6 separate regions of the Homo sapiens genome follow, and regions 1, 3, 4, 5 and 6 are each linked to region 2. The links are chromatin loops, found by intact Hi-C in ENCODE. Cell type or tissue: heart left ventricle. All regions are shown on one strand. Links, peaks and the distances in the headings refer to the core of each region. The heading gives the core; the rest is flanking DNA. Region 1 overlaps SLC5A4-AS1 (SLC5A4 antisense RNA 1). Region 2 holds the start of LINC02558 (long intergenic non-protein coding RNA 2558). Region 3 holds the start of LOC339666 (a long non-coding RNA gene). Region 4 overlaps SFI1 (SFI1 centrin binding protein). Region 5 overlaps DEPDC5 (DEP domain containing 5, GATOR1 subcomplex subunit). Region 6 has its middle 3.9 kb from the start of PISD.

The links. A loop is a pair of places that touch in the nucleus more often than their neighbours do. Peaks named below come from ENCODE experiments on the same cell type or tissue, not always from the same donor. Only the 100,000 strongest peaks of a DNase experiment are listed, where the experiment ranks them.
Region 1: a loop joins it to region 2, with 25 times the contacts of the local background. A loop is called at or near these places in 83 of 110 quality-filtered maps.
Region 3: a loop joins it to region 2, with 3 times the contacts of the local background. A loop is called at or near these places in 17 of 110 quality-filtered maps.
Region 4: a loop joins it to region 2, with 3 times the contacts of the local background. A loop is called at or near these places in 16 of 110 quality-filtered maps.
Region 5: a loop joins it to region 2, with 3 times the contacts of the local background. A loop is called at or near these places in 20 of 110 quality-filtered maps.
Region 6: it touches region 2 in a loop (5-fold over the local background); 33 of 110 quality-filtered maps call a loop at or near these places.

Annotation. Positions count from the first base shown.
Region 1 is chr22:32,264,202-32,268,201 of GRCh38, forward strand. All of the region lies in intron 2 of SLC5A4-AS1 (SLC5A4 antisense RNA 1), which reads left to right. It also overlaps a transcript of SLC5A4 not described here. Among named protein-coding and RNA genes, the nearest start is that of SLC5A4, 11 kb to the left of the region's middle. In heart left ventricle, for the core only: a CTCF peak has its summit at 2,165 (motif pointing left); a DNase peak (open chromatin) is centred at 2,129; H3K4me3 peaks cover 349 bases.
Region 2 is chr22:31,967,779-31,973,162 of GRCh38, forward strand. LINC02558 (long intergenic non-protein coding RNA 2558) reads left to right here and starts at 3,045. Exons shown (of 5, transcript NR_149128.1): 1 at 3,045-3,134. RefSeq lists enhancers at 2,175-2,224, 2,295-2,404. In heart left ventricle, for the core only: CTCF peaks have their summits at 2,470, 3,043 (motif pointing right) and 3,257; DNase peaks (open chromatin) are centred at 2,523, 3,043 and 4,570; H3K4me3 peaks cover 946 bases.
Region 3 is chr22:32,375,965-32,381,348 of GRCh38, forward strand. It overlaps LOC339666 (a long non-coding RNA gene), which reads left to right and starts at 700. Exons shown (of 3, transcript NR_038918.1): 1 at 700-757; 2 at 1,362-1,773. It also overlaps the pseudogene IGLCOR22-2. In heart left ventricle, for the core only: a CTCF peak has its summit at 2,920; no DNase peak of the experiment used is centred there.
Region 4 is chr22:31,553,935-31,559,318 of GRCh38, forward strand. It overlaps SFI1 (SFI1 centrin binding protein), which reads left to right. Exons shown (of 33, transcript NM_001007467.3): 7 at 3,008-3,125. Among named protein-coding and RNA genes, the nearest start is that of SFI1, 60 kb to the left of the region's middle. In heart left ventricle, for the core only: a CTCF peak has its summit at 2,889 (motif pointing right); no DNase peak of the experiment used is centred there.
Region 5 is chr22:31,869,876-31,875,259 of GRCh38, forward strand. It overlaps DEPDC5 (DEP domain containing 5, GATOR1 subcomplex subunit), which reads left to right. Exons shown (of 43, transcript NM_001242896.3): 34 at 715-869; 35 at 3,380-3,457; 36 at 4,398-4,530. Among named protein-coding and RNA genes, the nearest start is that of YWHAH, 72 kb to the right of the region's middle. RefSeq lists a silencer at 2,468-2,762. In heart left ventricle, for the core only: a CTCF peak has its summit at 2,581 (motif pointing right); no DNase peak of the experiment used is centred there.
Region 6 is chr22:31,663,381-31,668,764 of GRCh38, forward strand. No RefSeq gene overlaps it. Among named protein-coding and RNA genes, the nearest start is that of PISD, 3.9 kb to the left of the region's middle. RefSeq lists an enhancer at 1,601-2,102. In heart left ventricle, for the core only: a CTCF peak has its summit at 2,419 (motif pointing right); a DNase peak (open chromatin) is centred at 2,461.

The sequences.
Region 1 (4,000 bases), core at 1-4,000, 300 kb after region 2:
AAAAAAAAGAAATTGTCGTGAGACCACTTAAAACTGGACGATGACCTTTCTTTTTTTATATTAGAGAATATAATAGAACTAAGAAATCTCAATCAGGTGTGGCAGCTCACACCTGTAATCTCAGCACTTTGGGAGGCCAAGGCAGGAGGATCACTTGAGCCAGGGGTTCTAGACCAGCCAGGGCAACATGGTGAGACCCCCATCTCTACAAAAAATAGAAAAAGTTCGTTGGGCATGGTGGCATGTGCCTGTGGTCCCAGCTTCTTGGGAGGCTCAGGTGGATCACCTGAGCCCATGTAGTTAACGTTACAGTAAGCCATGATTATGCCACTGCATTCTAGCAGCAGTGGGCGACAGAGACCCAGTCTCAAAACAAAACAAAACGAAACAAGAAACCAGAAAAAAGAAGACATCTATTAATCAGACCAAAGTCCTAAAAAAGAAATAACATTTAATCAGACCGAAGTCCTAAAAGAGAAATAACATTTAAAAAGAAGACATCTAAAGTTGTAATCATACCCTGCATGTTTTATCCAAGCCTAGAATTCATATTAACACAAAATATATTACTGATAGCTGTTCCACACTTTTTTTGTAGCCCTTGTTAAGACTAAGAATGTATGTATTTTGAATCTGTTTTTGGCTGATAAATGTGTGAACCCCGCACGTTTATAGTCTGTTGAAAGAATATACCTCAAATATAGTCACTGTCTCATATTTTCTTTCTTTTTTTCATCTCAAGTTTGGAAATGTTTGAAAATGCCCATGTATAATGATAATTGTAGTCTCTTTCTTAGAAAGGAAATCACAAATAATTTATATAGAATCTTAATATTTCCACTTATTGATGTACTACAACTCAGATATACTTCCTTTGTGTTACTCTTTGGATGATGTAAAATCAAATTTGCTTCCTTGCCAGGCATGGTGGCTCACACCTGTTATCCCAGCACTTTGGAAGGCCAAGGTGGGAAGATTGCTTAAGACCAGTTCTGGCAATATAGTGAGATCCTCATCTCTACAAAATAGTTAAAAAATTAGCCAGTCTTGGTAGCACACACTGGTAGTCCCAGCTACTGGGGAGGCTGAGGCAGGAGGATGGCTTCAGCCCAGGAGTTCGAGGCTACAGTGAGCCATAATTGTACCATTGCACTCCAGCCTGGGCAACAGAGCAAGACCCTGTCTCAAGAAAAAAAAATTTGCTTCCTTAAATTATATTATTGTTTTAGATGACCTCCAGAGAATCATGAAACTGCAAGGAGGATGAAAAGCAAGAGGAAATATGAAGGAAACCAGATTGATTAAATTATATGTGGATCCAATAGTAATTATTTGTTGTCTACTTTTTGGTAAATATTTTTCATATTTCATATCCAAAATGTAGGCCACACACTTTCGGAGGCTGAGGTGGGTGGATCACTTGAGGCCAGGTGTTTGAGACCAGCCCAGTCAACATGGTGAAACCCCCTCTCTACTAAAAATACAAAAATTAGCTGGGTGTGGTGGCTCATGCCTGTAATTCCAGCTTTGCGGGAGGGAGAGGAACGAGAAACGCTTGAACCGGGGAGGTGGAGGTTGCAGTGAGCCGAGATCATGCCACTGCACTCCAGCCTGGGTGATGGAGTGGGACTCTGTCTCAAAAAAAGGAAAAACAAAACAAAACAAACAGAACAAAATGTAGGCCACAGATACAGCTCTCAACTAAGTTTGACTCTTTTAAGACCACATCAATACAAATAAGAATAGTAACAGATTCTGTTACAAGTGTTTATAAATTGCCAGGGGAGGACAACAGAGAAAGGATTTGCCTTGGGGCAAAAGGAAAGGCCCCTACAGGAAGAAACACTTGATCAGGGCATTGGGTGCAGGAGAGCTTAGCCATTTAGCCATGTCATTCAGGGATAAAGGTTTCCAGGGAGCAGGAAGGGGGAAACTTTGCCTTTGAATTTAAACTAGTATAATTTATAATAATCTTGTGAAGAGCAAGTAGTCAGGATATCCTCAGCTATTAAAAAACAGAAATGATGACTAACTGAGTGGTTATGAGATGCCAGGGGCCCGTGTCTTTTGGTGGGCGTTTCAGAAAGTAGAACGGGGACAGAAAGCTTGGATCCGGACCAGGTCTCTTCATAAACTTCCACACAGCGCCACCTGGAGACAGGGAAGAGGGAGGCAGCTGAGAGAAAACCCTAGGTAGTTTCACTATTACTTCATTTATCAAACGTGGTTCAATATGTCTGCAATAGTCATGCAAAAACTAAAACCTGTTCACACTTTACAGATTAAGCACAAACTATTTACAAATACAGAGAGTAATATTAATGAAATTAAATGTACAGGAATGATTTTGTCTAAAAGCAAAGAAAAAATTATAAATACTGGCCACGGGCAATGTTCTTGAGATTTTTAGATACAGCTGACCCTTAAAAAATGTGGGGTTTAGGGGCACTGAGCCCCCGGCAGTCCAATACCTGTGCATAACTTTTGACTTCCCAATAACTTAAGGATGAATGGCCCATTGTTGACTGGAAGCCTTACCCATAATATCAAGTCCGTTAACGCATATTTTGCATATGTGTTATGTACTGTGTTCTTACAGTAAAGTAAGCTAGACCAAAGAAAATGTTCTTAAGAAAATCATAATGCAGAAAAAATATTTTTATGTGGAAGTGAATTCAACCTCTTCTAAATGTGGATCTTCACAAGAGTAAGTCCTTTTTAATAAATGACTGGTCTAATGAGTGTGGTTTTAGGAAAGACCTGTGAGTAAGTTTGACTAATTTTCTTCATCAAACTGTGAGTTTTTATTTTCATGATCAAAAACAATTTGAAATTAGCTCCATTCATAACAATTAATTTTGATGCCAAATGTTTTGTTTGAACAGTTTCAATCCTGATCCCAAATCTTACCAACGCCCACAATATACAAGACCTAATTTAGAATGATGTGGCAATATTTGTCCATATTAACTGTGAAAACCCTTTAGTGAGGACGATCTCCTTTGTGGCAATCTGCTTATGACGTCAGTAAAAATCTAATATATAGCATAATTAAATCAAAATCTGATTGGATTAAGAATGATAAGCAGGATGTGAATAAGGTGGGAGGAGGGACACTCTACACAAAAACCCTTGTAAGTGGAGCTCACTCCAACTGAGTTGTCAGTGGAAGCAATTGGAGGCCAGGGGAGAACCTAGTGGAGCAGAGGTGAGAATAAATTAAGAAAAAAATTAAAATTTTAATACAGAAAATGTTATCATTTCAGCATGAAATTAACTTTAAGATTGTTTTTAAGAAACAGGGTCTCCCTCCATCACCCAGGCTGGAGTGCAGTGGCACGATCATAGCTCACTGTAGCTTCAACTTCTTGGGCTCAGGCGATCCTCCCGACTCAGCCTCCCAGGGTGCTAGGACTACAGGCACATGCCACTGCACCCAGCCAACCTTTAAAAGTTCTTAACAACATCATTTACATTCTCTATTTCTCATTACATTTTCCAAATCCATTATGCATTTTACACTGAAAGCACATCTCAATTCTGATATGCCCCATTTCAGGTGCTCAAGAGCCACATGTGGCAGGACAGCCCAGTATAGACACTTTTATGACATCAACTTCCCAAAGAAACAATCAAGTCCTGGCTGGACGTGGTGGCTCACGCCTGTAATCCCAGCACTTTGGGAGGCTGAGGCAGGAGGATCACGAGGTCAGGAGATTGAGACCATCCTGGCTAACACAGTGAAACTCCATCTCTACTAAAAATACAAAAAATTAGCCAGGCGTGGTGGTGGGCGCCTGTAGTCCCAGGTACTTGGGAAGCTGAGGCAGGAGAATGGCGTAAACCCAGGAGGTGGAGCTTGCAGTGAGCCGAGATGGCGCCACTGCACTCCAGCTAGCATTTAAAATATCAGAAGCTCAAGGCCCTGAGTCTTTTATATATGTATTTATATTGTGTTTCATTATGTTTCACTAGTAATTGTGCATAGTAGGCCCTGATA
Region 2 (5,384 bases), core at 681-4,680:
GAGCCACTTTCTATTACAGGTGCTCTCCACCTGCCTTTAAGGTTCTGCCTGGCCGGGCGCGGTGGCTCACGCCTGTAATCCCAGCACTTTGGGAGGCCGAGGCAGGCGGATCACGAGGTCAGGAGATCGAGACCATGCTGGCTAACATGGTGAAACCCCGTCTCTACTAAAAATACAAAAAATTATCCGGGTGTCGTGGTGGGCACCTGTAGTCCCAGCTACTCGGGAGAGTGAGGCAGGAGAATGGCGTGAACCCGGGAGGCGGAGGTTGCAGTGAGCCGAGATCACACCACTGCACTCCAGCCTGGGCGACACAGTGAGACTCCTTCTCAAAAAAAAAAAAAAAGAATTAGGGCAGGCGGGCAAAAGGTGTTTGTGCATGACACATGAGCCTGTGGGGTAGAGGCGGGAGAGGCGGGGTACAGGGACATGTGGGACAGATGGTTGCTGGGGTAGAAGCCTCCTCCTCACCAGCTGGTTCCCAGGGACAGCATACTTTGTAGCTCTCATTTCCAGGCCTACACCTGAGGCAGGGAGAAGAGGGGAATGAGCAGGCACATCCACGAAGCTGAGGCCTCAGGGGGCAGGACTGGTGGAAGGGGCCCTCTGCCTCTAGCTACCTCATAGCCCACCCCAACCAATAAATAACCATGGTTTTGCTAGTGCCTCCAAGTACTGGACCTCAAAAGTCACAAACTACCCGGAGATTAAAAAGAAATGAATAGGCTGGGCACGGTGACTCACACCTGTAATCCCAGCACTTTTGGAGGCCGAGGCAGGTGGACTGCTTGAGTTCAGGAGTTTGAAAGTAGCCTGGGTAACATGGCAAAACAGTAAATACAAAAATTAGCCAGGCCTGGTAGTTCCAGCTACTCAAGAGGCTGAGGTGGGAAGATTGCTTGAGCCTGGGAGGTCGAGGCTGCAGTGTGCCAAGATCGTGTCACTGCAATTCACCCTGGGGAACAGAGTGAGACTGCCTCGAAAAAAAAAAGGAGTGAATAAACACGAAGATTAGGCCCTGTGACCCCCAACACACACGCACACACACACACATGCGCGCACACACACACACACACTCCTTTTTATTTTGAGATAGAGTCTTGCTCTGTTGCCCAGGCTGGAGTGCAGTGGTGCAATCTCGGCTCACTGCAACCTCCGCCTCCCGGGTTCAAGCTATTCTTGTGCCTCAGCCTCCTGAGTAGCTGGGATTACAGGCGCGTACCACCACACCAGGCTAATTTTTGTATTTTTAGTAGAGACAATTTCACCATGTTGGCCAGGCTGGTCTCGAACCCCTGACCTCAAGTGATCCGCCTGCCTCGGCCTCCCAAAGTGCTGGGTTTACAGGTGTGAGCCCCTGCGCCTGGCCATACTGCTTCCTTAATGTATTAGGGTTCAATCAGAGAAACTGTACCAGTAAGGGGATACAGATTAAGAGATTTGTTGCAAGGAGGTGATTTGCGTGATTGTGGGGCTGGCTAGGTAAGTGCAGTAAGTGCAGGCTGGAACTCTTGTCAAGGGCTGAAGTTGCTATCCACAGGCAGAATTTCTTCTTCAGGAAAACCTCAAGTCTGATTTTAAGGCCTTTCAACTGCGTCTATCAAGCCCACCTAAATTATCCAGGATATCTTCCTTTTATGTAAAGTCAACTGATAATGGACTTTATTCGCATCTACAAAACAACTTCACCAAAACATCCAGTTTAGTGTTGGAATAATTGGGGCCTTTAGTCTAGCCAAGTTGACACAGTAAAAAAGACATCACACTCAGCAGGGCATGGTGGCTCAGTCCTGTAATCCTAGCACGTTGGCAGGCCAGGGCGGGAGGATTGCTTGAGGCCAGGAGGTCCAGACCAGCCTGGGCAATGTAGAAAGACACCATCTCTCCAAAACATAAAAAAAGATAAATTAGCTGGGCTCGATAGCTATACCTATAGTCCCAGCCACTCAGGAGGCTAAGGTGGGAGAATCACTTGTGCCCAGGAGTTTGAGGCTGCAGTAAGCTATGATCATGCCACTGTACTCCAGCCTAGGTGACAGAGCGAGACTGTGTCTCAAAAACAAACAAACAAAAAGCAGTGGAACGTTGCTTTACATATATTAGAGCACTTACCACATGCCCTGTGGTTAAGTGATTTGCATGCAGCATCTCAGTTAATCTCAGAACATCCCGTGACGCAGGTATCCTTCTTGTCCCTGATTTTACAGTTCAGGAAACGGCCTCAGAGAGGTGAGGAGACGCCCACAGTCGCGTGGCATGGTGCACCTGTGTTCTGAACTGTCACTTGCCTCTCCCTGTGAGCCTCTCTTTACTCTGCCTTGTCTTCTTGTCCTGGGGCAAGAAGTTAGGGTTCAAGACCCTTCGGGATGTGAGGATGTTTCTGCCACTCTGGACATTAGTTTTCTCCCCTAAGTGGCTCTATCTCTCCCGGCCTGAGTTTGGAAGGGAGACACCATTCTGGTACGACTTTTCTTAGGCCTGTGCTGCCATCTATGGGGCTCGAAGGTGCTCGCCATGCTCCAGACCGGCCACCTGGCAGTCAGGTGAGCTTGCAAGTGTGAAGAGCAGCGGGATGCGGGGGAGGGAGCAAGCCCAGTAACAAATAAAGCAAATATCATCGGCCCTTGTCCTCAGCTGCTCGCTCAGGCCCCCCAGAATCCTGTAGCATTTCTGGGGATTAAGAGGGTGGTGGGGTTTTCACCTCTATCACGTCTACTGCCAGCCTGGCGCCCAAAGGTTCGGCCGTCATCCGCCCCAGCGGGTCCCTGGAACCGCCGGGATGCCCAGGCTGCCAGGGGGTCTAATGGGGAACTGGGAGTTTCTTTCAGGTCACAGGATAGGTCTGCAGTGCGACTCAGGCTCCCGCGGGGACCTGCCCACTCGAACGGGGGAGGAGGAAGAGGCTCCGGGGGAGAGCCAAGGAGGCGGGGAAGAGGAGCGGCGTCCCGGGAAAGGGGATGCTGGAGCTCCTGCCGACGCTCCACCTGTAGCCCCGCCCTTGACTCCGCCCACTTCCCCAGCCCCTCCCTTCCAGGCGCAGCCTCGAGGTGGCGCTGTGGAGCCGCGCAGGGTCTAGGGCGACTCTCTGAGGGAGCCGCGGCCGCCAGGCTCCGTGGGTTTTGGTTCAGGCGCCGGTTAGTGTCGGGGTAGGCCACGCAGTGAGTTGGCTTGAGGCAGGAGGCAGGCGGAAACCGAGGCTGAGAGGCTGGCTGTCGCTGCCACCCCTCAGCAACCCCAGTGCAGCTGGTCATCCTGTCAGCCGATCAGTCAGTCGCGTCCCCAGCCCGGCTCACACGCCTCCTCCATCAGTCCCTCAGTCAGTCCCTGCGTTTCCTGTCTTTCCCTTGCCTTTCTCCCTCTTTTTTCTTGTCTTTTCTTTCTTTCTTTTCCTTCCTTCTCTCTCTATTTCTCTCACTTTCTTTCCTTTTCTTTTTCTTTTTATGAGAGGGGTCACCTCACTATGTCACCCAGGCTGGAGTGCAGTGACGTCATCTCGGCTCACTCAGCTTCGACATCCTGGGCTCAAGCCATCCTCCCGCCTCGGCCTCCCAAAGCTCCGGGATCACAGGCAGAGCCACTGTATCCGCCCAACCATTGCGGTTCCTGCCAGGTGGTCGGCTGGCAGGTCGGCCCTTGTCACCTGGGTCCCCGAGCCCTGCACACTGTGAGGGCGAACAGAGTCCATGGAGGATGGTGAGGGGAGGAAATATGTGGAGCCCAGGCCTTGCTTTTTCTGTTTTTTGTTCTTGTTGTTGTTGTTGCTGTTGTTTTGTTTTTTTTTTTTTTAGACGGAGTCTCGCTCTGTCGCCCAGGCTGGAGTGCAGCTCACTGCAAGCTCGGCCTCCCGGGTTCACGCCGTTCTCCTGCCTCAGCCTCCCGAGTAGCTGGGACTACAGGCGCCCGCCACCACGCCCGGCTAATTTTTTGTATTTTTAGTAGAAACGCGGTTTCACCGTCTTAGCCAGCATGGTCTCGATCTCCTGAACTCGTGATCCGCTCACCTCAGCCTTCCAAAGTGCTGGGATTACAGGCGTGAGCCACCGCGCCCGGCCTCTTTTTTTTTTTTGAGTCTTGCTCTGTTGCCCAGGTTGAAGTGCAGTGGTGCGATCTCTGCTCACTGCAACCTCTCCCTTCCGAGTCCAAATGATTCTCTTGCCTCAGCCTCCTGAGTAGCTGGGATTACAGGCACTCACCACCACGCCTGGCTAATTTTTGTGTTTTTAGTAGAGGCGAGGTTTCACTATGTTGGCCAGGCTGGTCTTGAACTCCTGGCCTCAAGAGTCTGCCCGCCTCGGCCTCTCAAAGTGCTGGGATTACAGGTGTGAGCCACTGTGCCCGGCCGTTTTTTTTCTGTTTTTGGTCAGAGTTACTTGCCAAAGGGCTTTGGTTTTTTCCCCTCAGGATCTCCCAGGCCCTTGGGGGGCAGAGGGGACAACGATGCTGACCCGCTCCTGAGGTGGCGCTCGGCCAGCACAGCTGTCCCTGGAGCAGAAGAGTGGCAGTGGAGGGGCCAGAGCCCTGGCTTTCAGCGGCTGTACTGAGAGTTACTCCACGTTCAGCCCTTCCCCGCCCGACGCGGATTGGCTGTGGGCTGGGTCTGATCCTTCCCGGACCTGGAGCAGCTGTGGGCTGGGCCTGATCCACTGACTGCCTTCTATGTTAGAGCTGGCAGCATGGGGGCCCAGACCCGGGCCCTTCCAGGAGGTGCCAGGGCAGTGGGACCCGGCCCTGAGCTGGAGAGAGCATTCCTGTGCTGGTCGTGGCAGTGCTTCCACCTCACTGTGTGTGCTTGTGCAGGTCACTTCACCCAGGCCTCGGTGTCATCACGGACAGCTTTCAGAAAGGGGAGACAGCCTGGACATGGTGGCTCACACCCATAACCTCAGCACTTTGTGAGGCCAAGGTGGGGAGGATCACTTGAGGCCAGGGGTTCAAGACCAGCCTGGGCAACGTAGTAAGTAACCCCATCTCTAAAGAAAAAAAATTAGCTGGACATGGGAGGCCGAGGTGGGAAGATGGGGCTTGAGCCCAGGAAGTCGAGGCTGCAGTGATCCTCGACTGCACTCCAGTGGTGCATTCGATTACACTACTGCACTCCAGCCTGGGTGACAGCGGGGAGACCCCTCTCAAACAAACAAAATCCCCCCAAACCCAAACCTGCCACCTACTTCCCTGCCCTGCCCGGTACTGTGGGTTTGGAAATATAACCATGGAGGTGAAAGCCCAGGTGTGAGGAAGTTATAACCTGACCTCTCATGGTTTTCCTGATGCAGGGGAGGAAGAATGGAAGAAAGAAATGAGAAAAGGCAGGGGTGGCCTGAACTCCTGGGCTCCAGGGGACGCTGTGTCTGTTACCCCCACCCATAGGAGCCTGGGGTTCTGGC
Region 3 (5,384 bases), core at 586-4,585, 410 kb after region 2:
AGCTAGTAATGTGTGAGTATTTGTTCCAGAGCAGGACCCCACAGCCCAGTGAGACCCAAGTCACAATCACCTCTTTCCCTGGCCTCTGTGGAAGGAGCTGCCCAGGACTTTGCTCCCAGAGCCCTCTGCAGCCTCCCCGCAGCCTCCTTTCATTGGGTGGAGGTGATATTTTGCCCATGTCCTTCTAGTAATGCAAGAAAAACGTATTGAAAAATGCTGTCTTTCTTTTAGTATCAGCAACTTGGGCCATGGCCCAGGGCGTGGCCATAGATACTTCTAGACTGACACTCACTAGGCTCTCAGGCCGACACCACTCACATGACTTCTACTGAGGGAATGCAGTCTGGCGAGAGAGCAGCAGGAGACACTGTGGATCTCAGGGTCTGTGCAGTGGGCAGCCACAACTGTGCCAACCCCCTCCTACCCCACAAATTCCGCAGGGCTGGGTGATGGAGCCTGCACTCACTGAGGCTGACCTGGAAGCTGTGCCCTCCCTGGGTGTGGTTCCAGCACCCACTTCTTCCCAGGTCTGGCCTGTCGGACTTCCCCTGTCCACCAGCCCCTAGGACTTGAATAAATACATGGGGTAAAGTAGAGGCAGGCAATGTGGGGACACATTGGCATCTGTAACTCCTCCTCTGTGAGGTCAGTGGAAGGGATAAGAGAGGCCTGGAGCAGCCCACTCCAGCTCTGGACCTCAGAAGGGCTGTGTCCACCATGGCTCCTGTCCTCCTGCTGCTCCTCTCTCACTTCCCAGGTAAGGACAGGCCTCCCACGTCCAGGGCAGGTCCCCCAGGCTTCAGCAGTCCCCTCTGGCTCAGATCTTCCAGCAACTTCATGCTGGTAAGTGAGCCAGCAGCCATATCCACCTGTGTCTGCAGGTTCCCTCTCCCAGCCTGTGCTGACTCAGCCGCCCTCCCTCTCTGCATCTCTGGAAGCACCAGCCGCACTTCCCTGCATCCTGAGCACTGGCGTCCATGCTGATTTCTATTGGATATACTGGTACCAGCATAAGCCAGGGAGCCCTCCCTGGTATCTCCTGAGCCACTACCAAAATGTACTTCATGACCAGGGCTCCAGGGTCCCGAGCTGCTCCTCTGGATTGATGGAAGGCTGGTCCAATAAAGGGCTTTTGCTCATATCTAAGCTCCAGTCTGAGGACGAGGCTGACTAATTACTGTGTGATTGAGCACAGCAGTCCTTCGCACACTGACACACAGGTGGGGAGGCGGGATAAAACCTCAGCCTGCTCAGAGTCTTGTTCTCTGACAATGTTTAGATATTAAAATAACTCACATATACAAACTTCACAGGAAAGCACTTTCTGGCTCAAAAAATACTCTCTTCTCAATTCTCCATAGAATGTTTCTGAAGTCTCAGGAATGCTGAAAACAAAAACAAAAACCTCCTGATACACTGCGGTGTTGCCCGGTTATCTAGATGAGCAAAACTCAGAGCCTGTGGAGTTGACTTTTTTATTATTATTATTTTTTGGAAGAAGAGAAATGAGCCTTTCCTAGTTTTCTTTTCGGCCAGAGGCCGGAGACCATTCAAGCAGGTAGACAGTCGCTACAGCATGGACTACTGTCTTTGAGGGATCAGAGCAGAAACCTCCTTGTCCCTCTCCAGTCACCTCCCTCCAACCCCGATCATCTGTGCTTGGGGCTGCCTGAGGCTCCCCGTGACCCAGGGATGAGGCACTAAGGTGTGAAATGAGTGAGGACACAGGTCCCAGGGGAGTTCCAGCGAAGATGTGGCCAGAGTCACTCACAGGTAGGTACCTGCACCTTCAGTGTTCATGTCAGGAGGTTGGGGGTATGGATGGGGGGAAATGAGGGCCTGAGGCCAGCAAACCTCTCTGTGGAGCGTGAGAGGGTGAAGGCGAGGCTCCACCATTGCTGGAAAAACACCATGCCTGCTCTGGGGAAGTTGGGGGATGTTGATTTCATGGATGTGACTTTCCTATAGCTGATCCCACTCAGGACCACAGGGACCCCCATGGGTGATTTTCTCAGAGACCACAGAAACTATCTTGTGTTTTCTCCTCTCATACCTTACCATTGGAGCTTTTCAACAGTCCAGGTGGCGGGGAGGGTTGTGGGACATCAGGGAGTAGGAACTCCGCAACCTGTGCATGCAGAATTCCCCTTGTAAAGCTCTTGTTGTGCCCCAGACCCTGAGGTCACCTTCTCCTGCACAAGGGGCAGTAGAGACATTGGGAGTTACCATGGCAACTGGTGCCATGGACTCTGAGGCAGAGCCACTGTGTTTGTCACCTAGGACAGGGAGGATGGACCTTCAGAGATTTGAGCCTCATTATCCAGATGCAGGTTTGTCAATAGAAACCCTCTGTCCACCTCTGGACTCCAGCATTATGGGTAAGGCTGATTGTCTCTGTCACATAGCTGAACACAGCCTCATAAACAGAAAGAGCTCCTGATCCATGGAAAAATGGATAAAAATGTTGTCCCTCTCATCTTACCAGAATGTACGTTGGGCCAAATAGTGGCCATGGCACTAGCTGTGTAGGTGGCAGCTGCAGAGCCAGGGGCAGTGGATGGGCCAGGGGGATACGGCAGGGTGGGTGCTTGTGGGGTCAAGGTAGAAGTGGTGAGTAATGGCCCCCCAAGGTTGAATGTGTTTTGGTGCCTGGGGCTGGCTGGCCTCCAGGAGGCTGGGGCTGGACTGGAGCTGGAGGTGGCAGGCCTCCAAACTGGAAACAGTGGTCAAAGGTGGGGATCTGTGCTGCTGCCCCACAGGGGCCCCAGATATGGGCTAAGCAGTGGCTCCAGGGTTAGTGGAAAGTTTCAAATTTGGGGTGGGGCCACAGAACCCCAGTGCAGGAAGGTGGTAGTGTCCTTGGCTGAGGCTGTGCTGCCACCTAGGGATGTGGGAAGGGTCTGGAAAGATGGAAAGTAGTTCCCACTGGAGCCAGCAGGAGGCCCTAGAATGAGAGGCTAGGAAAGGGGAGTGGTGTCCGTGGGGGTGACAATGGTGTCCACTGGGGAGCCAGTCCTGCAGATGTGCTGGCTGAGGGCCTGGAACTGGCTGCACATGCAGCGAATGGCTGACCAGGGAGAGAGGGGCCTTAGGATCCATGAGGAGAGAGAGGCCCTGAGTGAAGAAGACAGGAGAATGCATACACATTTTTGTTGGGGTTGACTACTTCATTATGGGGGTGCTGCGAGACATGAGGAAGGCTGAACTGGCACCTGCTGCAGCTGTGGCTAAGGCCGTGGGGCAGGCCTCAGATGTCTTGAGCAGCCACCAGCCTGGGTCAGTGCCCTCTCTTCCTCTCTTTGAAGAGCTAGACTTGTATCCTTGCTGCCTCACCCATGAGCATCTCTGTTCCTGGTTTCCTCTCCGAGTATGCACTGACTCACTCACCTCCCTATCTTTATCTCTGAGAACTTCGAGACTTGCCTGTGCTCTGAGCAGTGGCTTTAATGTTGATGACTTTGTGACCATGTGGTATCAGCAGAAGCCAGGGAATCTTCTCTGGGTTCAACTGTACTCCTCAAGTCCACTGTGGGGATTAGAAATCCAGGGGCTTGGCTGGGCACCGTGGCTCACACCTGTAATCCCAGCACTTTGGGAAGCCGAGGTGGGTGGATCACAAGGTCAGGAGATTGAGACCATCCTGGCTAACACAGTGAAACCCCATCTCTACTAAAAATACAAAAAATTAGCCGGGCGTGGTGGTGGGAGCCTATAGTCCCAGCTACTCGGGAAGCTGAGGCAGGAGAATGGTGTGAACCCGGGAGGCAGAGCTTGCAGTGAGCTGAGATCGTGCTACTGCACTCCAGCCTGGGCAACAGAGCGAGACTCCATCTCAAAAAAAAAAAAAAAAAATTACTGTGAAAAATATTCCATTACATATTCCCAAGCAAATGAGCTGCATCTTCTTTACTGTATTTTACAATTTAGTACCACAATTTTAGGCCTCAATCTTCTCTTCACATCACTGGTATTTTAAATTTGGCAATAAATATGAAATTCCTTTTGACTTACAGACTCATTATATTATTACTTTGAAAACGCATTAATTTCTTAGGAAGGTTTTGAGCCTCTATCTTTTTTTGAGTTAATATTTAAATTCTCTGCTTATTTTAATAGCCTGTACTAAGTGAAAATAGTATTTATGCAAGTAAACAAATCACTATAGGTGTTCAAGACTTTAATTTTAAATTTTGTCATCATTGAGGTTTAAATTTTTTACCTGCTGTCCACTTAAAATGTATATTAACAGCTTGTGACGTAAAATAGTTTTAAGTATGATATACGATGCACCTGCATATAAATGAAGATGGCGTGCACAAAGACACTTTGCTATGGGAACTGTACTGGAAGATTTATGAAAGCATGTGAAATTGCACCTAAAATTGTGCTATTAGTGACTATAAGCAGCAATGCTAAATTTATTGTACTTGATGAATGAATGTATTTAGTCTAGTGACAATTACTTTGGTTTAAATGTGTAAATGTCTTGAGTTTTTTTTTTAAAGTGTAATTTGTACTATTGTGGGGGTGTACTTGGACTGCAGGGGTTATTGTCAATGTGTGATTTGTGTTTTTATTTTATGTATAATATATATTTATTTTATATAGTAGATGATTTCATAGAATCATCTAATGTGATATATCAATTTTTTTTTATTTTGAGACGGAGTCTTGCTCTGTCACCCAGGCTAGAGTGCAGTGGCGCGATCTCGGCTCACTGCAAGCTCCACCTCCCGGGTTCATGCCATTCTCCTGCCTCAGCCTCCTGAGTAGCTGGGATTACACGTGCCTGCCACCACACCCGGCTCATTTTTTTTTTTGTATTTTTAGTAGAGACGGGGTTTCACCATGTTGGTCAGGCTGGTCTTGAACTCCTGACCTCAGGTGATCCACCCGCCTCGTCCTCCCAAAGTGCTGGGATCACAGGCGTGAGCCACAGCAACTGGCCAGTGTGGATTTCTAGAGAGGGGGAATTCTTCTCCACACTTGTTGGGGAAGTAAACTAATACATACACTACGGAAACAATGTGAGGCTTCCTCAAAACATTAAAACTACAATGACCATTTCCGCTAGCAATTGTACTGCTAGGTATACATTCAACCCACATGAAATTGGTACATGGAAGAGAGAGGTGGTGGACTGCAGCACTATTCACAGCAGTCAGGGAAATGAATCAACCTACCGTCCATATGCAGATGAAAAAATAAACTCCCATGTGTGTACACAAAGGACGACTCTTCAGCCAGGAAAATTCGATGACATCACCTCATGGGGAGCCCTGTGGTTGTACCTGGAGGATGTGATGGTAAATGAAATGAGCCAGGCAGAGAAAGACAAACCTTGTATTATCTCACTCATACAGAATCTAAAAAAAAAAAACTTG
Region 4 (5,384 bases), core at 781-4,780, 410 kb before region 2:
CTCCTAGGCTCTGACCTCAGCCTCCCAAGTAGCTGGGACTACAGACAATGCCCCACCATACCTGGCTAAGTTTTTTATATTTTACAGAGATGGGGGTCTTGCTTTGTTGCCCAGGCTGGTCTGAAACTCCTGGCCTCAAGCAGTTCTCCCACTTCGGCTTCCCAAAGCCCTGGGATTACAGTCATGAGCCACTGTGCCCAGCTGGATTATATTTTTTCATATCCTATCTTAGATGTCATCTCTAAGAACTTTGCCTTAACCCAGGGTCACAAAGATTTCCTCTTATGTTTTCTCCTAAACATTCTGTAGTTTTACATATGGATCTTGTATATCCTGCATCCTTGCTAAGTTAATTTATTATTTCTTTTTCTTTTTTCTTTTTTTTAAATTTTGAGATGGAGTCTCGCTCTATTGCCCAGGCTGGAGTGCAGTGGCACGATCTCGGCTCACCGCAAGCTCCACCTCCCGGATTCACGCCATTCTCCTACCTCAGCCTCCCAATTAGCTGGGACTACAGGTGCCCACCACCCCGCCCGGCTAATTTTTTGTATTTTTAATAGAGACGGGATTTCACAGTGTTAGCCAGGATGGTCTTGATCTCCTGACCTCGTGATCCGCCCACCTCGGCCTCCCAAAGTGCTGGGATTACAGGCTTGAGCCACTGCGCCCAGCCTTTTTTTTTTTTTTTCAGATGGAGCCTCACTTTGTCACCCAGGATGGAGTGCAGAGTGGCGTGATCTCGGCTCACTGCAGCCTCTGCCTCCTGGGTTCAAGCAATTATCTTGCCTCAGACTACTGAGTAGCTGGGAGTAAAGGTACCTGCCACCACGCCCGGCTAATTTTTTTTTTGTATTTTTAGTAGAGACATTTACTGCTATAAAGTTCTCTTAAACACTAACTATATTACACGAATTTTAATAAGTTATATTTCTGTTTTCATTCAGTAAAAACTTGTTTTCTGATTTTCCCTGAGACCTCATCTTTGCCCCACAGATTATTTAGAAGTGTGTTTAGTTTTCTAATATTTGGGAGTTTCCCAATATCTTTCTGTTAAGGATTTCTAGTTTATTCTATTATTGTCAGAGAACAAGACTTAGTATGATTTCAGTTCCTTTATTTTTGTTAAGGTTTGTTCTGTGGCCCCAAATATGCTCTATCTTGTAAATGTTCTATATTTACTTGAAGAATGTACATTCTGCTGTCTTATTTATAGTTACAGTGAATCTAGCTAGATATTATGGAATAGAAGGAAAAAGTCACTTGGATGACTTTTTTATAGGCGGTGGCTCACGCCTATAATCCCAGCACTTTGGGAGGCTGAGGTGGGAAGATTGCTTGGGCCCAGGAGTTCGAGACCAGCCCAAGCAACATGGCAAAACCTCATCTCTACAAAAAAATACAAAAATTAGCCAGGTGTGGTGGTGCATGCCTGCAGTCCCAGCTACTCAAGAGGCAAGAGTTATTTCTGACATAAGACAAGTTATTTCAGGCCATTCCCCTAGACCTCAGGGAGTGTCCATTCACTCTTGGACTGTTAAATGAAAAGTTTGCAAGTACTTTTAGGCCTTAAGGAAGCATGGTTCTCAGTTGTCACGTGCATCAGAATCATGGCAGAGACAGTTAATGAGATTCCTGTGTTCCATACTCTGGAAAGAGCAGTTAGTGTTTATTTTAGATATTTTTCATAGTTAAATCATCTCATTTACACTTTCCAAACATAACTCTGAGAGAGGCACCATTTTACAGATGAGGAACTTGTATGAGATTAGGTGTGTAATAAATGAAAGGGCCAGTAAGTCTGGCTTGTCTTACTCAGGATCCCAAACTCTAAACCACAGCACTATACTAGTCCTGATTACCTGAAGTATGCTGATTCCTGAGGTCCACAGTGAAACCAAGGAAGATACATGTTAAATTCTCCTTCGTATGTTGATTTGTCTTGTCAACAACTGTGAAATATATAGTTATAGTCCTGTCGACTACATCTTGGAGGCTGTCCTAAAAATGATTTATATAATTTTATTTTCTCCTTTGTCTTCTAAAAAGAAGAGAAATTTGCTTATAAGTGGTAATTTACTTATTAGTGGTGACTTTCATAATGAAAATACAATTTACCACAAAGGGAGACCTGTGGGCCATTGCATCTTCCATATCTAGTAAATTATCTTTTCTTTACTAAAAAGAGTGAGCTTGGAGTCAAACAGCAAGTTTTATATCATGATTTCTTCTTCTTTAGCTTTGTATTATGGAAAACTTTAAATATCTATACAATTGAAATTTTTTTTTCTTTTCTTTTTTTTTTTTTTGAGACGGAGTCTTGCTCTGTCGCCCAGGCTAGAGTGCAATGGCGTGATCTCAGCTCACTGCAACCTCTCCCTCCCAGGTTTAGCAATTCTCCTGCCTCAGCCTCCTGAGTAGCTGGGACTACAGGCGCACGCCACCACACCTGGCTAATTTTTGTACTTTTAGTAGAGATGGGGTTTCACCACGTTGGTCAGGTTGGTCTCGAACTCCTGACCTCAGGTGATCTGCCCATCTCGGCCTTCCAAAGTGCTGGGATTACAGGCGTGAGCCACTGTGCCCAGACTGAAAGATATTTAATAGAATAATGAACCTCCATGTATCCATTACCCAGCTTTGATTATCACTCATGCCATTTTTGTTAGATCCATCTCTCCACTTCTTTGCTGCCTGTTTATTCATATCATTTCGTCTAAAAATTGCAGAGTATATCTATAGAAATAAGCGCTTTTAAAGCAAAGGGTTTTTGAGCAGTTCAGTACATGGGTTTTCCTTTAAATGCTTTGTAAATGTCGTTACTTGCACAGAGCCTTCATGTGTTCTTGCACTCTAATTAATTTTCTAGTGCTTCACAACTTTTCCAGCAGGGGTCACTTGTAGGCTGGAGGGATTTAGGTATTCAAAGGAGAGCCCTTGAGCTTTTATCATAACCCAGAGTAATCCATCTCTCCCCATGCCTTTTGAAAAATCTCTTTGGTGAATCTAGATGCAAAGCAAAAGATGCGACAGGCCTGGAAGTCCTGGTTGATCTACGTGGTTGTTCGTAGGACCAAACTTCAGATGCAGACTACAGCTCTGGAGTTTAGGCAACGGATTATCTTACGGTGAGTCTGCTCAACTGCCCTACAAAGTACCAGCCATCATTTTACCTCATCAGCTTTATGGTGCTGGAAAACAGCATAAAACCTCACCTTAAAACAATGGTTTGTATTTGGTTTTATTTTTGTGTTTTGTTTTTTTCGAGATAGGGTCTTACTCTGTCACCCAGGTTGGAGTGTAGTGGCCCAATCTCAGCTTACTGCAACTTCCACCTCCCAGGTTCAAGCAGTCCTTCCACCTCAGCCTCCCAAGTAGCTAGGACTACAGGCATGCGCCACTATGCCCAGCTAATGTTTTTTTTTTTTTCATTTTTTTGTAGAGGCGAGGTTTTATCATGTTTCCCAGGCTGGTCTTGAGTTCGTGGGCTCAAGCGATCTGCCCACCTCAGCCTCCCAAAGTGCTGGGATTATAGGCATGAGCCACCATGCCCCCTTCCCACCTTGAAACAATATTTTGAACATAGTTGATGCCTAATAAAGATTTACTGATAACTTGTTTATAAGATCGATTTTCACATAATCATAATTAACATGAATTGAGTGCTTACTGTGTTCTAAACCCTGTGTTAAGTTTGTGTGTGCATGTGTTAATTTTGTAATGTAAAGTATCTTATTTAACCCTTACCGTAAACTGTAAGTACCATTATTGTACAGATTAAGATGTACAATAAGGCTCAGAGAGGTTGAGTAACTTGCCTAGCACATACAGGTTGTAATTGGCAAAACTAGGGCTCACCCACCCATGCTCTTAACTGGTCTTCTGCATTGCAGCCCATCAGCATTGTAGACATACTGGAAGAACATGAATTAGTCCACTTTTATAGCCAGATATGTAACAATGAGCTGCATTATCATGGGACAGATTTCACTCTATGTTGTCTGTAGTTGTCCACTGGTGTCCTGAATGGTAATATATTAATAATTCACTTCCTGCCTGAAAGTTGGGTATTGAACAAAGTATGGATAATAGGAGAGGCTTTGCAGCTGCACTTACTTGGGTTTGAATCCCTCTTCCAACCTGTATTATTGGGTCATTTCATCTCTTCAGCTCTTATTTTCCTCATCTGTGAAATAGTTACACCATACTTAAAGGTTTGTCATCAGGAATAAATAAAGTAATATCTGTAAAGTATTTAACAGTGTCCAGAAAATCAGTGGACATAAAGAAGTTATTTAAGTAGAAATAAAATAGGCAGAGTGCAGTAGTTCAAACCTGTAATCCCAACACTTTGGGAGGCTAAGATGGGAGGCTTGCTTGAGGCCGGGAGTTTGAGACCAGCCTGGGCAACAAAGCCAAGACCCTATCTCTACACACAAAAAATTTTTTTAAATAATTAAAATCATTACTTAAAATGTATTTAGCAAGTATTTCAAAATGCCTAATTAGTATGCAGTTTTACTTGAGTCTGAGTGAATTTTTTTTTTTTTTTTATGAGATGGAGTCTCACACTGTTCCCCAGGCTGGAGTGCAGTGGTGTGATCTTGGCTCACTGCAACCTTCTGGGTTCAAGCCTTCCAGGTTCAAGCGATTCTTCTGCCTTGGCCTCTCGAGTAGCTGGGATTACAGGCGCCTGCCACCATGCCCAGCTAATTTTTTGTATTTTTACTAGAGGCAGGGTTTCACCATGTTGGCCAGCCTTGTCTCGAACTCCTGACCTCATGATTCACCGGCCTCAGCCTCTCCAAGTGCTGGGATTCCAGGCATGAGCCACCGCGCCTGGCCTGAGTGATATTTTTATATAATTAATTCATTTACTCAACGTACATTTATTTATTTATTTGAGACAGAGTCTCACTGTTTCGTCCAGGCTGGAGTGCCATGGCACAATCTTGGCTGACTGCAAGCTCTGCTTCCTGGGTTCAAGTGATTCTCCTGCCTCAGCCTCCCAAGTAACTGGGATTACACCATACCTAGCTAATTTTTTGTATTTTTAGTAGAGATGGGGTTTCACCACATTGGCCAGGCTGGTCTTGAACTCCTGACCTCAGATGATCCACCCGCCTCGGCTTCCCAAAGTGCTGAGATTATAGGCATGAGCCACCGGGCCCAGCCTATTTATTGAGGGTTTAAAATGTTCTTGGTACTGGGCCAGGCACAGGGACTCATGCCTGTAATCCCAGCACTTTGGGAGGCTGAGGCTGGTGAATTACCTGAGGCCAGGAGTTTAAGACCAGCCTGGCCAACATAGTGAAACTGTCTCTACTAAAAAAATACAAAAGTTAGCCTGGTTTGATGGTGCACGCCTATAATCCCAGCTACTCGGG
Region 5 (5,384 bases), core at 816-4,815, 98 kb before region 2:
ACAGGGAGGGTTTTTGAGGGAGAGGCTGCAATCAGGGGCTATTTAGAAGAATGTTACAGCCCTCCCTGGCCAGAGGAAGTACAGGCATGATTTAGAGATGCATGTGAATCTGCAGAGGGCAGGCCGTGGGACTAGGCCTGTCTTTAGATGCAAAGCTGGAGAAGAGAGCTATCAGATGGCTCTGAGAGTTGAACCTGAGCAAACTGAAAGGTAGAAGAAAGGAGGTTTTGGGTGGGAAAGGGTGAGTCACGGTAGGCAGAAGATGTACATTGTGATGTTCACCTATTTGTCTCTAAATGTGGTCTTTCAGTCCTGCTGTCCTCATAAGGAGTGATTCTGACTTCTCCACTCTTTCTATGGAGATTTTTCTTTAGTGTAAATCGTGTGGTTTGAGGCAGGTGCTGAAGCGATTTCTTTGGTCCTGGGGATTTACTGTGAAGAGTGGCCTCTCATCTGCCCTGGTTGGAGGGTGGGAGTTCCCAGCTGCTCTGATAGAAGGCAGTGCACACAAGACTGGGTAGAGTCTCTAGACAACTTTAGCTGTGCCACTAGGGACCAAGGGGTAGTGGGAATGAGCAGAATGGGAAGGATTGCATTAATTTTTGTTTATTTTTTGTGAATGCTTACTGAGTGAATAAGCCAGTACAGCTTATTTACTGTGTTTTCCTGTCAGTTATTTTTGGAATCAAGTATTCATTTTTAAATCTCCTGCAGGTATCTGTGGACCAAACAGCCACTCCTATGTTGGACGGCACCAGTTTGGGCATATGCACAGGCCAATCCATGGACAGAGGCAACAGCCAGACCTTTGGGAACTCCCAGAACATAGGAGAACAGGGCTACTCCTCCACAAACTCCAGTGACAGCAGGTGAGATTCAGAGTGGCCAAACTCATGTTCCTGGGGAGTGGGGACAGTCTGATCTCAAAGGCTGCAGAGGCTGAAGTCCAAAGCTCTGGGCCGAGTTCTGACTCTGCCACAAGTCACATGCGACCCTGGGCAAGTTAGTCCTTAACCACATCTGTATGATGGGACTAATGATCTGTTTCCTGCCATCCTCACAGGATAGCTAAGAGGTTCCCACAGAGATGTAGGAAAGTGTCAGGCACCACACAGGAGTACAGGGCTTCCGGAAGGGGGCTCTGTCCAGTCTGTCTTGTTCACTGTGGTGCCTGTGGCACAATGTCTTGCACGTCATAGCATGCTGTCAGTAAGGAAAAGAACAAACAGTGGATGAATCACTAATTGTGGCCAAACATGACTGTTCTTCTTCTATTCCTTAGTATCCGGAGGAAAAGGAAGCTGTGTGTACTTCATTTGCTCGAGCAAGTGCACCAGCTTTTACTACTGTTGTCAATTCTGAGAAACCGTTTTATTTTCTTCCCAGCTGTGTTTGCTTTATAGTAATTATGCCGCAGTCTTTTCTTATTGTCTCACTGTATTGACGAAGCAGTCCTTGGCAAAATCATCTAAGAGACTTAACTTTTATACCCCTGCCCTGAGAGCAGAAAGTTCTCTGGGGCTGCTCACCTGGCTGGCCTCTGTCAGGAGTCACTCCATTTCCCTTATGTCATAAATTCTGTGCTGGTGTAATCTGTGTCTCATCTACTGCAGCCTGTTCATTCTGGCCAGTAGAGGTGATGGTCATTTCAGAAGCAGGAGCAGGTCTGAACTTCTCTGCTCCCTGCCTTCGCTCATGCCCTTATACCCATCAAGCCTACCTGGCTTTTTGGCTGTAGGCGTGGAGGAGATTGGAGAGGCTGCCCAATGCATAGAAAAAATCTGCTTCCTCATTGCTTACAAGGGTAGAACAGTAGGTTTACTTCTGCTTTCAGAAGAAATGAGGAATCGGGGATATTTAGGCTGGAGGTGAAAAGACCAAAAATGACATGGCAGGTAGAATCAGGACCAATGACTGAAAAATACAGAGAACAGATTCTATTTCATGATGAAGAACTTACTAGCAGTGGGTCCTGCTGCACGGAAATGGGCTGCACTTAGAGGTGCCAAGTTCTTTGCCATTGAAGATGTTCACACAGATAGGACAGCCTCTTGCCCAGACACGTGGTCTCAGCAGAGACTCAGGCATTAGAAGGAAGTTCATTTCAAGGGTCTTTGAAAACTTTTTCTAACCCTGAAATTCTGAAACACTTCCAGTGATTTCTGGACCCTCTGAATAGTCATGAAGAGTAGTCTGGGACTGAGGAAAGGGAGAAGTTCAAAGAACTTGAGGAGCTTCTGGATAAGCCCCACAGCTGGCCCAGTTCGGTATAGTGGGTGGCCACTCAGCTGCTGAGTATTAAGCACGTTTTAAGGGACCATCACACCTTTGAGCAAGAATGTGGGCAGCAGGTGGTGGAAAGGACTTTGGAGAGAGACTGACCTGGATTCAGATCCACATCCTGGTACTTCTGGCTCTTTGACCTTCAGCAGTTCCTTTAGTCAGTTTCAAAGGGTCGGTGTTAATTATTTTAGTATTGTTTACCACTTTGGGCTTCCTGTGTGTCAGCCCTGTACATGTGCTCAGCATCGTATAAACATTCGCCTCACATCAGCCCTCAAAGACAGGAACAGCATTAACCCCATTTTTCACATGGGGGCGCTGAGGCCAAGAAAAGCTATGTAGCAGGTTAGTGATGATACTGGGATTCCATTCCCCATGCTCTTAGGGTGTTACCTAGTACTCTGGTCAGGATTCAATGAAGCTACCTGTGAAAGGCTCTTGGGGCAAACCCAGAGCAGTCCAGGGGGTTTCTTGGAAGTGGTTGGGCCTTGGGCCTGAGGAATATTATTAAAAGGAGAGATGCTTACTAAGGGCAAGTTTGGACACAAAAGTACTTTGAATTCTAAATGTGGACATTTTTTATTTTATTTTATTTTATTTTATTTATTTATTTGAGACAGTCTCGCTCTGTTGCCTAGGCTGGAGTGCATGAGTGGCACGACCTCAGCTCACTGCACCCTCCACCTCCCAGTTTCAAGCGATTCTCTTGTCTCAGCCTCCCAAGTAGCTGAGACAACAGGCGCACGTCACCATGCCTGGCTAATTTTTGTATTTTTAGTAGAGACGGGATTTCACTATGTTTGCCAGGCTGGTCTTGACCTCCTGACCTCAAATAATCCACGTGCCTCAGCTTCCCAAAGTGCTGGGATTACAGACGTAAGCCACCAAACCCGGCCCTAAATGTGTATATTTTAAAATAGGAAACCCCCTATGAGATAACCCCCTGATATAGCTGTTTGGAATTTACTAAAATGCCTTTAGTGTCAACATTGTCCTGGTTTCTGGCTCCATAGGAAGTGGAGACTGTTCCTAATATTCGTGCTCTTGACTGCATACGTGCCATCTTGCTTTGCTGACCTGACACCCTGTGTTACAGCTCTCAGCAGCTGGTGGCAAGCTCCTTGACCTCATCCTCTACCCTGACAGAGATCCTGGAAGCCATGAAGCACCCCTCGTAAGTGGCTCACCACAGTGTAGGGTTGGAAGGTTCCCAGAAGCCTGTGCCACAGCCATGTTTAGGCAGCGTGGTTTGGTAGATTTGTACATGACTGTACTTCTCACCAGTTTTGAGAGCTTGGGCAAGTCACTTGACCTCTCTGAGCCTCTGTTTCCTTGTTTGTAAGATGGAATTGTTTTTTGTTTTTTTTTTTTGAGGCAGAGTCTCACTCTGTCACCCAGGCTAGAGTGCGGTGTCGCCATCTTGGCTCACCCAACCTCTGCCTCAAGATGGGATTTTTTTAAAAGGGATTTTTTAAAAAGTAGTTAAGCCACAGGGTTGATGTAAAGATTAAATGAAATAATTATGTGAGGTACCTAGTATGATGCCTGACAAGTATAGGTATTCTCCGAATGTGAGTTCCCATCTTTTCCTTTCTCTCCCCCTTCTCCTTTTTCCCCATAACAACTTCTTCTTTTTTTTTTTTTTTTTTTTTGAGACAGAGTCTCACTCTGTTGCCCAGGCTGGAGGACAGTGGCACGATCTCAGCTCACTGCAACCTCCACCTCCCAGGTTCAAGTGATTCTCCCACCTCAGCTTCCTGACTAGCTGGGATTACAGGCACCCGCCACCACGCCCAGCTGATTTTTGTATTTTTAGTAGAGACGGGGTTTCGCCATGTTGGTCAGGCTGGTCTCAAACTCCTGACCTCAGGTAATCCACCCGCCTCAGCCTCCCAAAGTGCTGGGATTACAGGCGTGAGCGACCACGCTGGGCCCCCGGTAACAGTTTCTTTTGTCCTCTCATGGGTGTTTCTCTGAGTCTAGGAATAGCATAGGGACATTGCTTTATGGTATTAAATGCTCTAGTGGGAGTCCCTTCTTTTTCATCTTTCCTTCCACTTGTTGCCATGGGGCACACACATCCCCTGCTCCCCGTTCACCGTGTTGGAACCCAGGACAGGAGTCCAGCTGCTCTCTGAACAGAAGGGCCTCTCACCGTACTGCTTCATCAGCGCGGAGGTGGTACACTGGTTGGTGAACCACGTGGAGGGGATCCAGACACAGGCGATGGCCATTGACATCATGCAGGTGAGACAGCAAGAGGGGCCCATAGAGCTGTTTGCTTAGGTCCCGAAAAATCAGGGCCTGCCTTAGAAGCCATCACCCTTTCCAGTAATGAGATCTGCAGGTTGGGGTGAGGATTTTTTTTAATAAGTGGGAGGCCTTTCTGGAATTGATGAAAGAACAAGTCTTGCTTTGAAATACACTGTATCTTGACTTAAAAACCGTGCAGAATTTATTGTCTGAACTGAAATGTTTTGGACAGAATCTGTGCATTTATAAACCTCAGAAAAATCTCTATGATTTTTGGGGGAATGCCCTCCCTCTGACCTCAAGCCGCCAGTTTCCCCTGGTCAATGCATGCTTATTCAAGACTCAATGCTGGATTCAAGGCTCTGACCCAGGGGCCTTCTGTCACCTTGTACTTACTCTGTCAGAGCTCTTAGCACAACAGAATGAAGATCTTTCTCTCATTTGTCTCCTGCCTCAACCAGCTCCTTGAGAGCAGGATCACCTCTTATTTTCCATTTCTGTATCACCAGTGCCAGGCATGTTGCTTGGCACCTGGTAGGCACTTAGCACCATGCTTGCTGGATTTAATTACGCTGCTCAGAACTGGAACTCTGGAATATGGCAGAACTGGAATAACAAGGAAATGGGAAACGGCCAGTTGACTGAGCCAGTTCATGCCATCCTGTCTATACGGAGGCCCCAACTGGAAGTCAGTACTGTTTCCTTACCAGCTGAGTTGTCATCATGGAAATGTTAAAATTGATAACTGATTTGAAAAAGCATGTGATTCTCAGTTCTCACTCTGAGGGTCTTGATGTGCTGTTTTGCACAGCCTTTGCCGTATACACTCTCGTCTCCCTGAGAATACG
Region 6 (5,384 bases), core at 671-4,670, 300 kb before region 2:
TTTTTCATCTGCTAAGCTGATAATCACAGTTGCCTTCACCAGGCATTTGACAGGAGGAGGAATATGCTCCCTGGTCCCTGCAGGTATTTCTGTGTAGTTGGCTTAAGTTCAACTAGGGCATACTCAGCTCCTACAGAGAGCTTAAAAGGCACCAGGTTTGGTATTGGGGGGAAGAAACCTCCCTTTGTCATGGTTTTCAAAAGTCGGAAAAGAAAAAAACAAATGTATAGAATTGGTTTTGGCCGGGCGCAGTGGCTCACGCCTGCAATCCCCACTCACTGGGAGGCTGAGGTGGGAGGATAGCTTGAGCCAAGGAGTTGAGACCAGCCTGGGCCGGGCGCGGTGGCTCACGCCTGTAATCTCAGCACTTTGGGAGGCCGAGGTGGGCGGATCACGAGGTCAAGAGATTGAGACCATCCTGGCTAACACGATGAAACCCCATCTCTACTAAAAATACAAAAAAAATTAGCCGGGCGTGGTGGCGGGCGCCTGTAGTCCCAGCTACTCTGGAGGCTGAGGCAGGAGGATGGCGTGAACCCGGGAGGCGGACTTGCAGCGAGCCGAGATCGCGCCATTGCACTCCAGCCTGGGTGACAGAGTGAGACTCCGTCTCAAAAAAAAAAAAAAAAAAAAAAAGGAAGTAAAAAAGAGACCAGCCTGGACAACATAGTGAGACTCCATCTCTTTTTTTTTTTTTTTAAGAGGCTGGGCACCGTGGCTCACCCTATGATCCCAGCACTTTGGGAGGCCAAGGCGGGCGGATCACCTGAGGTCAGGAGTTCGAGACCAGCCTGGCCAACATGGTGAAACCCCATCTCTATTAAAAATACAAAAATTAGCTGGGCATAGTGGCGCCTGCCTGTAATCCCAGCTACTCCAGAGGCTGAGGTACGAGAATTGCTTGAACCCGGGAGGGGGAGGTTGCAGTGAGCTGAGATAATGCCATTGCACTCCAGCCTGGGAGACAGAGTGAGACACCATTTAAAAAAAAAATACATATTGGTTTAATTGGTTTTACTATCCAATTGAGAGTAGTAAACCAGCAGGGAATGGGGGGAAATTATTTCCAAATGAAGTGCATTGGGAAAACTGAATATCCATATACAAAAAGTAAAGTGCAGCCTTACACCATATACAAAAATTCATTCAAAATGGATCAGAGATGTAAACTGAAGAGCTAAAACTATAATACTCTTAGACGAAAACATAGGGGAAATCTTCATGACGTTGGATTTAGCAATGATTTCTTGTATATGACGTTAAAAGCACAGGCAACAACAACAAAAACAACAAAAAGATATACTTCGAAATTAAAACTTTTGTGCATCAAAGAACACTATCAAGAGAGTGAAAAGACGCTGGGCGCGGTGTCTCACGCCTGTAACCCCAGCACTTTGGGAGGCCAAGGCGGGCAGATCACCTGAGATCAGGAGTTGGAGACTAGCCTGGCCAACGTGGTGAAACCCTGTCTGTAGTAAAAATACAAAAATTAGCCGCATGTGGTGGCGCAAGCCTGTAATCCCATCTACTCGGGAGGCTGAGGCAAGAGAATCACTTGAATATGGGAGGTGGAGGTTGTGGTGAGCCGAGATCGTACCATTGCACTCCAGCCTGGGCAACAAGAGTGAAACTCTGCCTTAAAAAAAAGAGAGAGAGAGAGAAAAGGCAACCCACAGAATGAAAGAAAATGTTTGCAAATCATGTATTATCTGATAAGGATATTTGCTCATTACTGTCATGTAGATGGGTGGGGAAGAACCTATTTTTCCAAGCTTACAGGAAAATAAATAAATAAATGGCTCACTGAATGCTTTTAGAATAAAAGTCTCCAACTTTATTTTTTGAGACAGAGCCTCACTCTGTTGCCCAGGTTGGAGTGCAGAGATGCGATCTCGGCTCACTGCAGCCTCCACCTCCCGGGTTCAAGCGATTCTCCTGCCTCAGCCTTCCGAGTAGCTGGGACTACAGGCGTGCCACACACCCAGCTAATTTTCGAATTTTTAGTAGAAACGGGTTTTCATCATGTTAGCCGGACTGGTCTCAAATTGCTGACCTCAAGTCTGCCCGCCTCGGCCTCCCAAAGTGCCAGGATTACAGGCGTGAGCCACCGCGCCGGGCCTGACAGTCTCAAACTTTAAAGCACGCTTCCTGCCCACCAAGGCTTGCGCTCGCTGTGCCTCCTTCAGTAGGAAACAGCATTAACTTCCGTAAGATCCTGTCTTTTGAGACCCCGTCTCAAAAAAAAACAACAACAAACCGACTTAAGCACTCGAATCTTCGGCAGCTTATCTATACATTTGGATATCACTTAACCTCATGGAATTGTGAGGACAAAATAATGCAGCGTAAGTTCAAGGCACCTGGTAGGTGCGAATTACTCAACAACTGGGGGCATTAATTTCTGAGATTTCTCTGTGGCCGCTAGGGGGCAGAATTAGCCTAGCATTTAAGAACGAGCTTGCTTGGCTGGGCGCGGTGGCTCACGCCTGTAATCCCAGCACTTTGGGAGGCGGAGACGTGCGCATCACGAGGGCAGGAGATCGAGACCATCCTGGCTAACACGGTGAAACCCCGTCTCTACTAAAAATACAAAAAAATTAGCCGGACGTGGTGGCGGGCGTCTGTAGTCCCAGCTACTCTGGAGGCTGAGGCAGGAGAATGGCGTAAACCCGGAAGGCAGAGCTTGCAGTGAGCTGAGATAGCGCCACTGCACTCCAGCCTGGGCGACAGAGCGAGACTCCGTCTCAAGAAAAAAAAAAAAAACGAGCTTGCCTCAATTTTGTTTTCAAAGGATTTTTGCAGTGTGGATGGTAGTGGCAGAGCTTCGAGGCTTTCGTGAGCCCCAAGCACTTTTGCCTCAGTGGACTGACCCTTTTCTCCATAAAAAATTAAGAATTTTATTTTACAACCGTATTGGTATAAAGACTATTGTCTTTATATTAACACATTTATATTTATAAATCCAAGCTGAATTCATTATTATTATATTCTTTTCCTTTTTTTCCTTTGAGACAGAGTTTCACTCTGTGGCCCAGGCTGGAGTGCAGTGGCCCGCGATATCGGCTCACTGCAATCTCCGCCTACCGGGTTCAAACGATTCTCTTGCCTCAGCCTCTCCAGTGCCTTCAATTACAAGCACTGGCCACCACGCCTGGCTAAATTTTGTATTTTTGTTTAGAGAGACAGGGTTTCGTCATGTTGGCCAGGCTGATCCCAAATTCGGGGGCTCAAGTGATCCTCCTGCCTCGGCCTCCCGAAGTGTTGGGATTACAGGCATGAGCCATCGCACCCAGCCTCATTTTTTAATTTTAATATTAAAAATTTTGTTGTGGGTCCTTAGCACTTTTTTTCTTTTTCTTTTTCTTTTTTTTTTTTTTTTTTTTTGAGACAGGATATTGCTCTGACACCCAGGCTAGAGTGCAGTGGCACAATCATGGCTCACTGCAACCTGGACCTCCCAGGCTCAAGCAATCCTCCCACCTCAGCCTCCCGAGTAGCTGGGATTACGGGTGCACACCACCACACTCAGCTTATTTTGTATTTTTTATAGAGATGAGGGTCTCACTATGTTACCCAGGCTGGTCTCCAACTCTTAGGCTCAAGTAATCCTCTTACCTCGACCTCCCAAAAAGTTGGGATTACAAGTGTGAGCCATGGCTCCCAGCCAGCACTTTTCCTATTGTCTTAGTCCATTTCTTAATCTGTTAAAATTGGGAAACATTGGTAACTACCTGATAGGCACAACAAGGTTTTATTTTGAGATGATAAAATTTGTCCTGAATTAGACAGAAATGGTACACCACGTTGTGAATGTACTAAATGTCACTGAATTGTCCACTTTAAAATGGTTGATTTTAGGCTGGGCACAGTGGCTCACACCTGTAATCCCAACACTTTGGAAGGCCAAGGTGGGTGGATCACCTGAGGTCAGGAGTTCAAGACCAGCCAGGCCAACATGGTGAAACCCTGTCTCTACTTTTTAGTAGAGACAAAATTAGCTGGTCGGGCTGGGCTCGGTGGCTCACACCTGTAATCCCAGCATTTTGAGAGGCCAAGGAGGGCGGATCATGAGGTCAGGAGTTCGAGATTGCCTGGCCAATATGGTAAAACCCTGTCTCTAGTAAAAATACAAAAATTAGCTGGGTGTGGTGGTGCATGCCTGTACTCCCAGCTACTCAGGAGGCTGAGGCAAGAGAATCGCTTGAACCTGGGAGGCGGAGGTTGCAGTGAGCCGAGTAACTGTAATATCAGCTACTCAAGAGGCTGAGGCAAGAGAATCGCTTGAACCTGGGAGGCAGAGGTTGCAGTGAGCCGAGTAACTGTAATACCAGTTACTCAGGTGGCTGAGGCCGTAGAATCACTTGAACCCAGAAGGCGGAGGTTGCAGTGAGCTGAGATTGCGCCACTGCTCTCCAGCCTGGGTGACAGAGCAAGACTCCATCTCCAAAAAAAAAAAAAAAAAAAGGAAGATGACAAGCATTGGAGAGGATGTGGGAAAAACTGGAATCCTTGTACATTGCTGATGAGAATGTAAAATGGTGCAGCCACTGTGGAAACCAGTTTACCTTGTTCCATCTCAAGCTAGTAATCCCAGCTCTCTGGGAGGCTCAGGCAGGAGGATCACTTGAGCCAAGGAGTTTGAGAAAATGGTGAAACTCCATCTCTACAACAAATAGAAAAATTAGCCCAGCATCATGGTGCATACCTGTAGTCCCAGTTACTTGGGAGGCTGAGGTGGGAGGATCACCCGAGCTCAGGAAATCGAGGCTGCAGTGAGCCACGATCATGCCACTGCACTCCAGCCTGGGTGATGCACCCAATTTATAGTGTTATAATGAGGGTTTGCAACATTATTTGTGTGCAGCACACAGGAAGTGCTTGATAAGTGGAAGCTGCTAGCTTTGTTATTATCACTGTTTAATTTTAGGGCTGCTGCCTCTCAACCTTGCCCATGCTCTGACACTTCTAGTCAGAAGCATTTGCTTAATCCATCCATTCATTTATTTATTCATTGATTTAATAAGTGTGTATTTATGGGAGTCTGCTCTAGGTATGACCGTGGGCATCCATGCCTTTATGAAGCTTATATTCTGGTGAGTACAGACATCAGGGAGGAGTCCTCCTTCGAAATCTGCGTTTTTAGAATTCAAGCTCCACACCCCGCCCCCCAACAAGAAAATCTCATTTGTTCTATTGCATGATGTTTGTTACATAGGGATAATTATTATCGAAAACTGTAAGGTACCGTGTAGTTATAAAAAAGCCAATTATTGCAATGCGTGGTGACACGCCCACAGGATCCTAGCTACTTGAGAGGCTGAGGCAGGAAGATCACTTGAGCCCAGGAATTTGAGGCTGCAGTGAGCTATGATTGCACCACTGCC